Regions from separate parts of the Homo sapiens genome. Here all the other regions are linked to region 3. Evidence: chromatin contacts called from ENCODE Hi-C or POLR2A ChIA-PET data. All regions are on one chromosome and are shown on one strand. The core of a region is the stretch at or near the end of the contact, and the rest is flanking DNA. Distances in the headings are between cores, read along the strand shown.

Region 1 (4,331 bases), core at 1,832-4,331, 100 kb after region 3:
GATAGAGCCATACAATGCATTATAATCACATCAGGGTAAATGGGTTATCCATCACCTCAAGCGTTTCTTTATGCTTTGTGTTACAAACAGTACACTTATACTCTTAGTTATTTTAAAATGTACGATAAATTATTGTAGTCAACCTGTTGTGCTATCAAATACTAGATCTTATTCATTCTAACTATATTTTTGTACCCGTTAACCATTCCCCCCTCCCTCCCCCCCCACCTTTATTGCTTTTTAAAGGAAGGGAGAATGGTTTTTTTGTTAAATAGAAAGGTATGCTTATTTTATTGTCTTTTTTTAAATGACTCATCCATTTATTTCCCTATTATAGCATTTTCTTTTGTAGCTTAATACATGGGTGACTAGATACAGCTTTACCTAGCAAAAGAAATAATGTTCCTCGTTTTCTTGATTATCAGTGATCTCACACTGTAAAATTATATTTTTTTGCAGTATCCCTTTTACTATTCAGCGACTATGTGAATTGTTAACAGATCCAAGGAGAAACTATACAGGAACAGACAAATTTCTCAGAGGAGTAGAAAAGGTATTTATTTTATTATTGGAATTATATTATGCTGTGGTGTAATAGCTTTTATTTTAGAAAAGAACATTGAGTAAGATCTGTTTCGGGTACCACTTCTTGAAATATGTTTTTCAGCCTACCTTGAGTTTCCCAAATTGTTTTCCAAATTGCATTCTGTTTTACAGAGAGATTTAATAGGACCGGGTAGAGGAGGGTTTGTGTGTTGGTCATTGAAGTTTGGTGAAAGCAGCTTATTATTTCTTGGAAATTCATAGTGTATATCAACTTATTAAAGGTTCTGTGAAGTTATAATTGCTATTTTAACTTTATAGAGTGTTTTATAAACTTACACATGGAATTCATTTTCTCAATTCTGGAGTTCAAAGGTACATAACTTTGGAAACTTACTGGTGCCAAGCATGTAAATGAGGTATTGAGTAGAAAGATGCAGGTCAGATTTAGAGATAAACATTAGTGTTTGTGTGTGGAGGGGGTTGAGGGAGTGTTAGAATAAGGGAAGGGTATTCTGAATAAAGGAAATGGTGTGGGCTGGGTGTGGTGGCTCATGCCTGTAATTCCAGCACTTTGGGAGGCTGAGGTGGGTGGATCACGGTCAGGAGTTCGAGACCAGGCTGGCCAACATGGTGAAACCCTGTCTCTGCAAAAAATACAAAAACTAGCCGGGCGTGGTGGTGCACGCCTGTAATCCTAGCTACCCAGGAGGCTGAGGCAGGAGAATTGCTAGAACCTGGGAGACGGAGGTTGCAGAGAGCTGAGATGGCACCATTGCACTCCAGCCTGGGCAACAAAGTGAGACTCTGTCTCAGAAAAAAAAAAAAAAAAGGAAATGGTGTGAAGAACAAAGATTCAAGGTGTTTAAGGGAATGAAAAGTAAGAAATTGACTTGTCTTGAGTGAAAAATGAAGGAAGCCCTGTGAGAACCAAGATTGGACTAATGAGTTCTAATTTTCAGTTGATGGTTGGTCCGGAAACACTCCCCTGTTCATTTAAGGATCTGGTTCAAATCCACTTTATTTTACCCTGGGAACAGGAATCAAAAACCATTACATAGTGATTTACAGTAGTTTTTGTGGCCATACTGGATTAATATATTTTGTTGATCCTCTGTACACTCAATTGAATAATATCCCCAAAGGCCAGGAAACTGAGATGGCTCATCAGTACTTACTTTTCAGCTCCAGGAGTTGTAATAATTACATTTTGGAGATTTTCAGATAAAGTAGCAATATGTTACAGTAGTCATACCAGGTGCCCTGCCTTTAAATCAGGGTTGCAGTGTTTCATAGTTGTGTGACCTTGGGCCAGTTAGTTTTCTCCTCTGTAAAATGTGGTTAATAATAGGGCTGGGAGGGGGATTAAATGCAAAACACTTACTGTGACTCATACTAAACTTTCAGTGAACACTGAATATTAGTAAAGTTATTTTTACTGGGAAGATCATAAATATATTACAAAAAAGGTTTGAGTCTCTTTCTGTGGGATATATGATGCAACACAACAAGCCGTGGATTGGGTGTTGCTTTGTAAGGAAAATCAATTACATATGTCTTAAGTACTTCAATCTCTCAACATCTTTGTTGATTCCATCTGAGCTTAGTTACTCTACTACGTATAGTGTATGATGTTACGGGTCTAGAATAACTAGATTAGGGTAAAAAATAAGTATAGGAAAAAAAAAATTAGTGGCTGAGTAGGATATTCTCTTTTGGTCCTTTGTTATTGTTTTAGTTTTTGCTGTTTCACCAGTTTTCATTTTTAACCATTTTCCTTTACTAGCAAAATTAGAATCAATGGGAATTTAACCCACCAGAGTGATTTTAGAAACAAAAATGATGAAACTTTATGTTGTAGTACTTTTCTTCATACTAAATCACTGATTTTTGTTATTGCAGAATGTGATGGTTGTTAGCTGTGTTTATCCTTCTTCAGAGTAAGTATATTTTTTCTATTTCTAGTATATTATTTACTATATTTAATCATTTTATTGCTTCTAATATATTATTCTTAAAATAGACTGAATTTATTTAATATGTAATTAAGTGTGATAACATACTTGTGAACCTACCATTCAGTCCCCAAAGTAGAATATTACTAATAACATTATCTATATGTTTTTTCCATTAAAGAGATTTGGATTAAAGAGATTGGTGATTTACTGTAATTTTAATATTGTTGGATTTACATACTGTGGTGGCACTCATTGCCCTGAGATGCCATTCTAGATGCCTTTCCAGGGTGTCTCTAGGGCATAATTCCCATGTTTGGAATAACTACTTGATGGCTTTTCTCTTTATGATGGAAAATATTTCCAGTTGTCAAGATTTAGATATAGCAAAGTAAGAATTAAATTTGGATACAATTTCTCAACCTTGGAACTATGGACATTTTGTACCAGATAATTCTGTTGTGAGTGGGTGTCCTGGGGATTATAAGAGGTTTAGCACTGTCCTTGACCTCTACCCACTTATGCCAGTAGTGTTCCCCTCTCCAAATATCTTTAGACATTGCCAAATGTCTCTTGGAGATGTGAAAGGCAGGGAGGGGAGGTTGTCCCCTGCTGAGAACCATTGGTTTAAGGTTAATCTGGCTCTGCTTTCATAGACTACTCTGTTACCCAGGCTGGAGTGCGGTGATGAGTGATCATAGCTCACTGCAGCCTTAAACTCTAGTGATCCTCCCGCCTTGGCCTTCCAAAGTGCTGAGATTACAGATGTGAACCACCACACCCAGCCCAGTCAATTTGTTTTTAGAATGTTCCCAAGAATATAGTTATGTTGCTAAATAAGATACTAAAATAATCCCATACTATATTTCTTGACAGAAAAACTATTAAAATGTATACATGATAAAAATTTCTTTTATGAAGCAAAATATGTTTTGTTTTGCTCATGAACGTGAGGTATTTTGGAAAAATGGTAAAGAAGTGCAGAGTCAAGTCATAGCGACTAATAATGGGTTATTTTCTTAAATTGTATGCTTATGTTAATTCTCACAGTCTTTTTGTTTGGGTCTGTGACAGATCTTACAAAAGATCTTTTAGACCTATGATTCTTAACAAAATTAAAGAATTAAGTCGGAACCAATTTTCCACAATGTCTCATCTAAGAAAGGACTCACAGCCCAGCAGCCCAGGAGATGACGCAATGGACAGGAGTGGGCTCCCTGACCTTCAAGGAAGATTTGAGCTATCTGGGAAAAACAGACAGTATCCACTGGATGCATTGGAACCCCAACCCAGCATTGGGGATATTAAGGACATTAAAAAAGCAGCCAAGTCTATGCTAGACCCAGCACATAAATCTCATTTCCACCCTGTGACCCCAAGTTTAGTATTCTTGTGTTTCATATTTGATGGGTTACACCAGGCATTACTGAGTGTTGGTGTGAGCAAGAGGTCTAATACTGTGGTTGGGAATGAGAACGAGGAAAGGGGTACTCCTTATGCTAGCAGATTCAAAGATATGCCTAACTTTATTGCCCTTGAGAAGTCATCAGTTCTCCGCCACTGCTGTGACCTTTTGATAGGCATTGCGGCTGGATCAAGTGATAAGATTTGCACCAGCAGTCTCCAAGTTCAGAGACGATTCAAGGCAATGATGGCATCTATTGGAAGACTTTCACATGGTGAGAGTGCTGATCTGCTAATCAGCTGCAATGCAGAATCAGCCATAGGTTGGATCAGCTCAAGACCATGGGTTGGAGAATTAATGTTCACACTTCTATTTGGAGACTTTGAATCCCCTCTACACAAGCTACGCAAGTCAAGTTAGTTGCCAAG
Region 2 (4,370 bases), core at 779-3,278, 80 kb after region 3:
AGTGGCCGGGCCTGGTGGCTCACGTCTGTAATCCCAGCACTTTGGGAGGCCAAGGCGGCGAATCACCTGAAGTGTCAGGAGTTTGAGACCAGCCTGGCCAACATGGCGAAACACCGTCTCTACTAAAAATACAAAAATTAGCCAGGCATGGTGGCAGGTGCCTGTAATCCCAGCTACTTAGGAGGCTGAGGCAGGAGAATTGCTTGAACCAGGGAGGCGGAGGTTGTAGTGAGCCGAGATCGCCATTGCACTCCAGCCTGGGCGACAAGAGTGAAACTCTGTCTCCAAAAGAAAAAAGAAAATGTCAGTAGTGCCAAAATTGAAGAAGCCCTGGGATGAGGGATTGCAAAGGACCTGTTAACACATAAAACAAGTGTCTTGTGGTCAAAATCAGGTAAAAATATTCCATTTCACTAGCAATGAAGGAAATGTAAATTAAACTGTTTCTCTACTAGCATATTGACAGAATTTTTGAAAGGTTATCATACTCAAATGTAACATGTTGCTTTATATTACTGATGACACTACAAAGTATGGTACATGGTGTCTGGGGAGTTTCTGAAGGTTGAAACAAAAGTCTTGACGTATGTACTTCATACTTCGGACTCAATAATTTCACTTACAGAAATCTATCCTCAGGTGATAAATAGATGCCTACAGGGTTTATTATTAGGCTGTTAATCACATAACTACATAATTATTTTTAATTGTAATGAAGTAGATGTGACCTAATTTTTTTTTTTTTTTTTTTGGAGACAGTCTTGCTCTGTCACTCAGGCTGGAGTGCAGTGCAGTGGCATAACCTTGGCGCACTGCAACCTCTGCCTCCTGGGTTCAAGCGATTCTTCTGTCTCAGCCTGTCTGTAATTCCAGTAGCTGGAATTATAGGCGCTCACCACCATGCCTGGCTAATTTTTGTATTTTTAGTAGAGGTGGGATTTTACCATGTTGGCCGGGCTGGTCTTGAACTGCTGATCTCAGGTGATCTGCCTGCCTCAGCCCCCGAAAGTGCTTGCATTACAGGCGTGAGCCATCGCACCCAGCCCTAAATATTTTTTTAAACTGTGATTAATAAATTATGGCACAAATACGTGGTGCAGTTAAAAATCTTGCCCTCAAAGACTGTTTGTCCCATGCAAATACCCGTAGTGAGTAAGGAGGAGGGAAAAAGGAATATTAGGATGTCAAATTTGAAAAATATATTAAAATGTTACTTTAGTGATGATGGTTGACTGCAGATTATGGATACATACTTCTATGTCTTTATTATTTCTTATAATGGCTGTACTATTAATGTAATCAGAAAAAACACATTATTTAGTTTTTAAATCCTATTAACATTTTGGAGTAGTCTCAATATTTTTCAGTTTACTGACTAATCTGTCCTTTACCATATATCAGATTTTCATATATGTGTGGGTGTGCTTCTCCGCTCTCTTCTGTTCCACTGATCTATTTTAATGTTCAGTTAGTCGACAAGATGTAATATGATGTGGAATGATAATGTAAAAGAATCTCTTGTTTCGTGCCCCATTTATAGAGAGAGTAATTTGTGTTTTAAAATTAGTCCTTTTAAAAATGTCATAATTTTATGTAAGCAACTCAGTGTTTTCTTACTTTTGCAGATCTTTCACTTATTTAATTCAGTATTCAGATTAAATATACTTGTTTTGTTTGCCTCAGTCATATAATTAAGACTGAATTATTTGACATTTTAAGTCATCTGATTGAAATATCTGCCTTTTAAACATTAAGTGTATTTTAAGCCTGTCACCTTTAATGAATGATCATCTCCATTAGATTTTATTTATTCATTCTTCTCAGATTCCCGTTTGATGTTTATAAATGGTGCAGTATTTGCTATCCTTTGGAGTAGCTAATAGTAGTAGGACTCTCCTGAGCTTTGTTGTGCTCTTAGTGTTCCTCACACTTTGTGTGCAATGCAGATAGGCTGAGTAGAGAGTAATCTTAGTAGAACTGGAAATGTTAGGAACCAGTACGTTAAGGTGGTTGGCCGCTGGCCACTAAATTGTTGTAGCACCACTTGGGAAAAGAAAAGATGGATTTTCTGTCCTTAAGCCTCTGGAAAATACCTTTAGCCTTTAGAGAATTGTGAGAGAAACATGTTTGAATATGAACTTGTGAGTTCCTATGGAGAAAAAAGGTCAATGTAAAATCTAGCACCAGGATATATTTATTAGAGATATGAATTGTACTTTCCTACAGGAGAAACTGCAAAAATGGGAAAATGGAAGGGGAGAAGAAAAAGGAAGTGAAGGGAGGTGAAGCTACTTAGTTAATGGTGATTAATTTCAGTACATTATTGAGTTAATTTCAGTAAAGTAGATTTAAATTTTGAGTATGTATTTTATTGGAGGGGATTTTATGTGGAGAAATTTGTTCTGAAGTTGAAAATGTGTTTATGTCTTATGAGCATCTTTTTAGAATAATTTGATTTTCATATTGAAAGCCAAGGGTTTTTTTGTTCTCATTTCTACTCATCCAGTGAGTGTACATTCCTAAGAAATTGTTTTTGTTGCCAAGTTTTTAGTTGATTTGCGCATGGCCTGTTTTTTGTGCCTGAATATAATTTCTTTTTTTTTTTTTTTTTTTTTGAGATGGAGTCTCGCTGTGTCACCCAGGCTGGAGTGCGGTGCTGCAATCTTGGCTCACTGCAACCTCCGCCTCCTGGGTTCAAACAATTCTCCTGTCTCAGCCTCCCGAGTAGCTGGGAATACAGGTTTGTGCCACCACACCCAGCTAATTTTTGTATTTTTAGTAGAGACAGGATTTCACCATGTTGGCCAGGATGGTCTTGGTCTCTTGACCTTGTGATAAGCCCGCCTCGGCCTCCCAAAGTGCTGGGATTACATCCGTGAGCCACCGCGCCTGGCCCCTGAATTATATAACTTTTAGGGAAGCATTTTCTGTTTTTGTTTTTATCAAATAGTTGTCCTCCATCAAAAAGCTGTATCTTTCACATTTTATGAATGCCCTCCCCATATATATATGTGGAATAGTATCACTTGAATTGCATCGTATTGATCTAATTTAGAGTAACTGCTTGATTTATTTGAAAGTTAAGACTACAGTGTGTTCATAATTCATGTCAATTTATGGGGCTTAATTTCTGTCTCATGAGTTAGTGCCATAGAGTCTTTGAATCTCTTCAGAATTTCCATTACCTGGGATCCCATACCTCTTGTCTGGCTGTTCCCATTAATGTGCTTTTTTTGGACCGCAAACATGTCATGTCAGATGGTTAATGGAAAGATGAGATTAAAACACACCACAAGACTCTGTGCATATGGAAATCTGAACTCACGCTATGAATTGGTGATTATTAAAAGCACAAAAAATTATTAATTTAAGAAATGAAAAGTATAAGCGTCCTATTTCAGTATAACTTGCCCTGGTATGTTTAAGTATGAAGTGCATGTGGAGAGTCTCATAAAATTTAAAGATAAATTTTAGGAACCAAAAGCAATTGTACATTAATAAGGATTAATATTAGGCATATCAAAAATTCTGTGAAATTAAAAATTAAAAATTCTGCTTGTTAAACCTCAAATTCCCCTTTCTAAAATAGGATAGGGAAAGGTGGAAAAAACTAATCATGCAAATAGCTTTTAATTATCCTCACCATTTTTAAAAGTAATAGCATACTTTTAAAATACATAATTCACTCATTTAATAGAATGGAATTGTTGGATTACAAATCTGCATTTACCTTTCTGAGGAACTGCCCAAGTACTTTCCAAAGCAACTACACCATTTTACTTTCCCACCAGTAATGTATGACATTACCAGTTTCCCCACATCAACCCAGCACTCGTTCATTATTCATCTTTTTGATTATAGCCACCCTAGTGGGTGTGAAATGGGTGGTTTTGATTTGCATTTCTCTAATAGATAATAATGCTGAGCATCTTTTCATATGCTTATTGGCCATTTGTGTATCTTCTTTGTGGGGAAATACCTATTGAAATATACCTAATGTAAACCTTACCATTTTAACTATTTGAAGTGTACAATTTATTGCCAGTAAGTACACTCACGATGTATGTTACCATCACTATCATCCATCTGCAGAACTTTTCATTTACACAAACTTGAAACATTGTACACATTAAAGAATAAGTCCCTTCACCTTCCTCCCCACAGTTCCAGACGACTCTAAATTGACTATTCTTGATAGCTCATATAAGTGGAATCATACAATAGTCGTTCTTTTTGTGTCTGGCTTATTTCACTTTGCATAATGCCATCAAGCTTAATCCATGTCAGAATTTCTTTCAGATTAAAGACTGGATAATATTCGTGTGTGTGTGTGTGTTTATCTCTCACATTTTGCTTATCCATTCATGTGC
Region 3 (4,110 bases), core at 42-2,541:
CCAGCTAATTTTTGTAATTTTTGTATTATAGGCATCCGCCACCATGCCCAGGTAATTTTTTGATCCTCCTGGTGGATCACTTGAGGGATTATAGGCGTGAGCCACCACACCCGGCCCTTTTCTTTAAATACTGCATTTTCCTCTTTGTCATGTGGCCAAAACGATCTAATTTAAGTCTCCCTGTCCATATTCCCAAATTGAGGAATCCAAAAGATTCACACAGTTGCCTCCCCAGTTCCTCTTAGCCTGTTGCTGATTATTTGAGGATGTGATTAGTGAGTAAATAAATAATACCCGAAGGCAGTCGTAAGCAGCTTTGCAATTAAACAGGAGTCCCTTGTCTTTAACTGGGGCTGAAACCAGAGGAGTTTAATTGCTTCTTCACTCTCCATCTGAGATCCATTGAGTAAAACAGGATATTGGAAAATAATCGTGACGTTGTTCTAAATCCTGGTTCTGCACAGTATCAAGTAAATAACCAAGTTTTCTGGTTTTAGATGAGTGATTGTTAGGTTAACTCCCTGACTGTCCTTCGTACAGCCTGCATTTGATCTTCCTATTTCATACTTTACCCAGGTACTTGATTAAACATGGGATCTTTGAACTGAGATCCAGCAATATCTATCACATTGTAAGGTTTCTCTTCATGTATATTGATTGCAGAGTACTTTCCACAAACCAGAACAAACTGTATTTGAAAAAAAGATTTGTCACCTTTATCCCTGGAAAGGAGAGAGGGAGACAGTATTGGCCACGGCACAGCAGATAAACATGTTTATTGTTATGGTTCTTCAGGTTGCCATGGGTGAACCAATGCACATAAAACCTGTAGCACACATCAGGAAATGTTGTCATTATTATAGTGTCTTGTATCTGATAACACCGCTTTTTAAAATGTGTTTAAAAGTCATTAGCTAGAAAGTGTTTTAAAACTCTTGCTATAATTAGATAGTAAATGCCTGTGGGTGCATAATTGCAGTGCTGGGTAATAGACTGACTTGAGATAGCTGAAACGCGTGGGGGCTTTCAGGACAGTTCACAGGACATTTCCTGGCAGGTGAGCCAACGCAGCTTCATCAAGGGGTGGAAAACTGAGTTCACACTCTTAAAGGTGAGTCTGAGTCAAGAGCAGAGTTCTATAGAAGGGATAAATCTGACAGGAACCAAAAGAGAATTCTATATAGGAAGATGTGTTTAGATGAATGCACTTAGGTTTCAGGGAACACAGCTCCACTCAGGCCAGCTAAGTGAGGGCAGATACTGTAAGAGGCCAGGGGCAGTCTCATGATCACACGAGTCAAATCAAGCCAGGCTTCATGAGAACTGGCCTTGGGAAGTTGCCAAGGACCAAAGTAGTTTCTTCATCTCTCAGAGGCCTCATGGTTTCTGTGATCTTTGCTTCTCTCCGTGCCAGTCTGATTCTATTCTGTCTCTCAGACCACATTCTCTGTTTGCCCATGGCCCAACCTGATTGTCAACCCCAAGTGAATACATTTTCACAAGTCCACAATCAATGATGATGGATCTCCTCTGTTTCCTAATTTGAATTCTTAGCAAAAAAAAAAAAAAAAGAGAGAGAGAGAGACTGGCCCAGCCCAGCTGCGACTGAATTCTCTTTAATTTGGGAGACCACCCTTGATCAGGCTCTAGAAGGGCAAAGTCATGAGGCATTTTCCTCTCTCAAACGTGACCACATAGGTCTGCTCCTTCTACAAGGGCAATTTCTAGAAAACTGAGATGTGGGTAGGGAAGAAAATGAAACCAGCCAAGTATAAGTGATAAGGCAGGGCATCAGGCTAGCGTAGAGGCAGAATTCTGCCTGAGGGAAGAGAGAAGAGCTGAAATGCCCATGGAGTACACGTAGATTGTGAGTCAAGTGTGTGATACTAGGGAGGCAGGAGGAGTTCATGGGAACCTCAAGGAGCAGGACTCACTCACATGGGACAAGTCTCTTCAATGGCTCCAGGAGGGCCTTATTCTCATCCTGCCTGGGGTCACTGGAGCCCTGCCCTTGAGCGTGCAACCACACTGTATATTCACCACACCAAAGCACCCAGCAACAGGCAGTTATGAGTGCTGCATTGTGGGATTGACAAGCCCAGTTATTTCATATTGGGACTGTTCTAGGAAACTGGTAACAAATCACTGTTTCAGGAGTCTAGGAAGTTCATGAGCCCTGATGTAAAACGCAAGAGAAAAGGATAAAAATTGTATGGTCTGTGTGAGAAGGGGTTGTGTCAACTTTGTGTCTTTCACAGTGCAAGGCTCAGTGCTTTAAATGGAGTTGGTGTTCAGAAGTGTTGTTTGGTTGAATGAATGGAATTAAGAGAAGGGAGTGAAGGGGAAAAGTATTAATAAATGGAAGAGAAAGAGCCACAGCAAGGAAAATGAGAGAAAAGAGAAGTTCAGGAGAGAAAGGAGATAGAAAGCTGGAGAAAGGGAAAAGATGCATTTGGTGAAAGGAGGTATAAGTTGCATTTCATTCATTCATTCAGCACTAGTTTTTGAGCACTATGTGCCAGCCACAGGGCTAGGTCCCAGGAATATGGCAACAGATGAGTTAAACAAAGTTACTGGTTTCATGAAGCCTACCTTTTGTTGGAGGAGGTAGAAGGTAGACTCCTAAAGAATAACTAGTTGTTCAAAATCACAAATTGTGATAAATGAGATGGAGGAAACAAATGAGGGGTTGAGAGAGAGACCCTCAAGGCTGGAGAGAGAAGAGCTTCCTTAGATTGTGTGATCAGAAAAGCCTTCTCAAAAAAAGTAATTGCCTTTTTTGGAACAAGGAGCATTCTGAAATAAGGAAAAAGAGAATGCTAGGAAATCTCAGTTCCAGGATGGGACATTAAAAAAAAAAAACAAAAAAACTATTAGCAGAGCAGTTGAACAGCCTCCGTTCTATTGATACAGAGTATTAAGCGAGGCCGGGTGTGGGAGCTTATGCCTGTAATCTCAACGCTTTAGGAGGCTGAGCAGGGAGTATTGCTTGAGGCCAGGAGTCCAAGACCAGCCTGGGCAACGTGGCAAGACCCCATCTCTACTAAAAAATAAAAATACATAAAAAATAAAAATAAAAATGTAGCAAGCCTGTATTACCATGAAGTTAAAATGATCAGGCATAAACTAGTTCATAATCTTAGAGATCCCAAGAGTATGAAATAATCAGAAATATAAGGAGAGGAGTAGGCTGGGCACAGTGGCTGACACCTGTAATCCCAGCACTGGGAGGCTGAGGCGGGCAGATTACTTGAGATAAGGAGTTCGAGACCAGCCTGGCCAACATGGCGAAACCCTGTTTCTACTAAAAATACGAAACTCTGGCTGGGCACAGTAGAGGCCTGTAATACCAGCACTTTGGGAGGCCGAGGCAGGCAGATCACCTGAGGTCCGGAGTTTTTTGTTTTTTTTTTTTTGAGACAGAGTCTCACCCTGTTGCCCAGGCTGGAGTGCAGTGGCACAATCTTGGCTCAATGCAACCTCCACATCCTGGGCTCAAGTGAGTCTCCTGCCTTAGCCTCCTGAGTAGCTGGGATTACAGGTGTGTACCACCATGCCTAGCTAATTTTTTTTTTTTTTTTTTTGAGACAAGAGTTTCACTGTTGTTGCCCAGGCTGGAGGGCAATGGCACGATCTTGGCTCACCGCAACCTCTGCCTCCCAGGTCCAAGCAATTTTCCTGCCTCACCCTCCCAAGTAGCTGCAATTACAGTCATGTGCCACCACGCCCAGCTAATTTTTTTGTATTTTTAGTAGAGACAGGGTTTCTCCATGTTGGTCAGGCTGGTCTCGAACTCCCGACCTCAGGTGATCTACCTGCCTTGGCGTCCCAAAGTGCTGGGATTACAGGCGTGAGCCACCATACCCGGACAAATTTTTTAATTTTGTAGAGACGGGAGTCTCGCTGTGTTGCCCAGGCTGGTCTCAAACTCCTGAGCTAAAGCAATCCTCCCACCTTGGCCTCCCAAAGTGCTGGGATTATAGGCATGAGCCACCATGCCCGGCCTTGGCTTCTCTTTACTGCTGTTAAATCGAGGTGAAATGTTTTTCTAACTTACCACGATTATAGAGCTAGATGGGGGTAGAAGCCAGATTTACACCTCTGCACTTC

The links. Hi-C counts contacts between places; a loop is a spot of excess contacts on that map. ChIA-PET counts read pairs that join two places held with the same protein, here RNA polymerase II (POLR2A). Pooled maps may share reads with other maps.
Region 1: a map of Right ventricle myocardium inferior shows a loop between it and region 3 (12-fold over the local background). The contact joins the promoter of EBLN2 here to the enhancer-like site in region 3. A Hi-C loop is called at or near these places in 4 of 168 maps with a recorded cell type or tissue (Right ventricle myocardium inferior, heart left ventricle, left ventricle myocardium inferior and 1 more), 1 of 37 single-sample maps with no recorded cell type and 9 of 50 pooled maps. POLR2A ChIA-PET finds 5 or more read pairs at or near these places in 4 of 52 experiments (GM12878, MCF 10A, T-cell and 1 more).
Region 2: a map of Right ventricle myocardium inferior shows a loop between it and region 3 (3-fold over the local background). The contact joins two enhancer-like sites. A Hi-C loop is called at or near these places in 2 of 168 maps with a recorded cell type or tissue (Right ventricle myocardium inferior and heart right ventricle) and 9 of 50 pooled maps. POLR2A ChIA-PET finds 5 or more read pairs at or near these places in 4 of 52 experiments (GM12878, activated CD8-positive, alpha-beta memory T cell and activated T-cell).

What each region holds. Positions count from the first base shown.
Region 1 is chr3:73,058,578-73,062,908 of GRCh38, forward strand. EBLN2 (endogenous Bornavirus like nucleoprotein 2) reads left to right here and starts at 3,082. Exons shown (of 1, transcript NM_018029.4): 1 at 3,082-4,331. The coding sequence starts at 3,505. The coding sequence ends at 4,323. PPP4R2 (protein phosphatase 4 regulatory subunit 2) reads left to right here. Exons shown (of 9, transcript NM_174907.4): 4 at 460-553; 5 at 2,446-2,483.
Region 2 is chr3:73,039,768-73,044,137 of GRCh38, forward strand. All of the region lies in intron 2 of PPP4R2 (protein phosphatase 4 regulatory subunit 2), which reads left to right. Among named protein-coding and RNA genes, the nearest start is that of EBLN2, 20 kb to the right of the region's middle. Within about 2 kb of position 2,029, at least 2 of the 41 ENCODE cell types and tissues checked have a DNase peak (open chromatin) inside an H3K27ac peak, as active enhancers do.
Region 3 is chr3:72,960,105-72,964,214 of GRCh38, forward strand. The region is part of intron 5 of GXYLT2 (glucoside xylosyltransferase 2); the gene reads left to right. Among named protein-coding and RNA genes, the nearest start is that of PPP4R2, 35 kb to the right of the region's middle. Within about 2 kb of position 1,292, at least 10 of the 41 ENCODE cell types and tissues checked have a DNase peak (open chromatin) inside an H3K27ac peak, as active enhancers do; they include left ventricle myocardium inferior, where a contact is called at or near this core.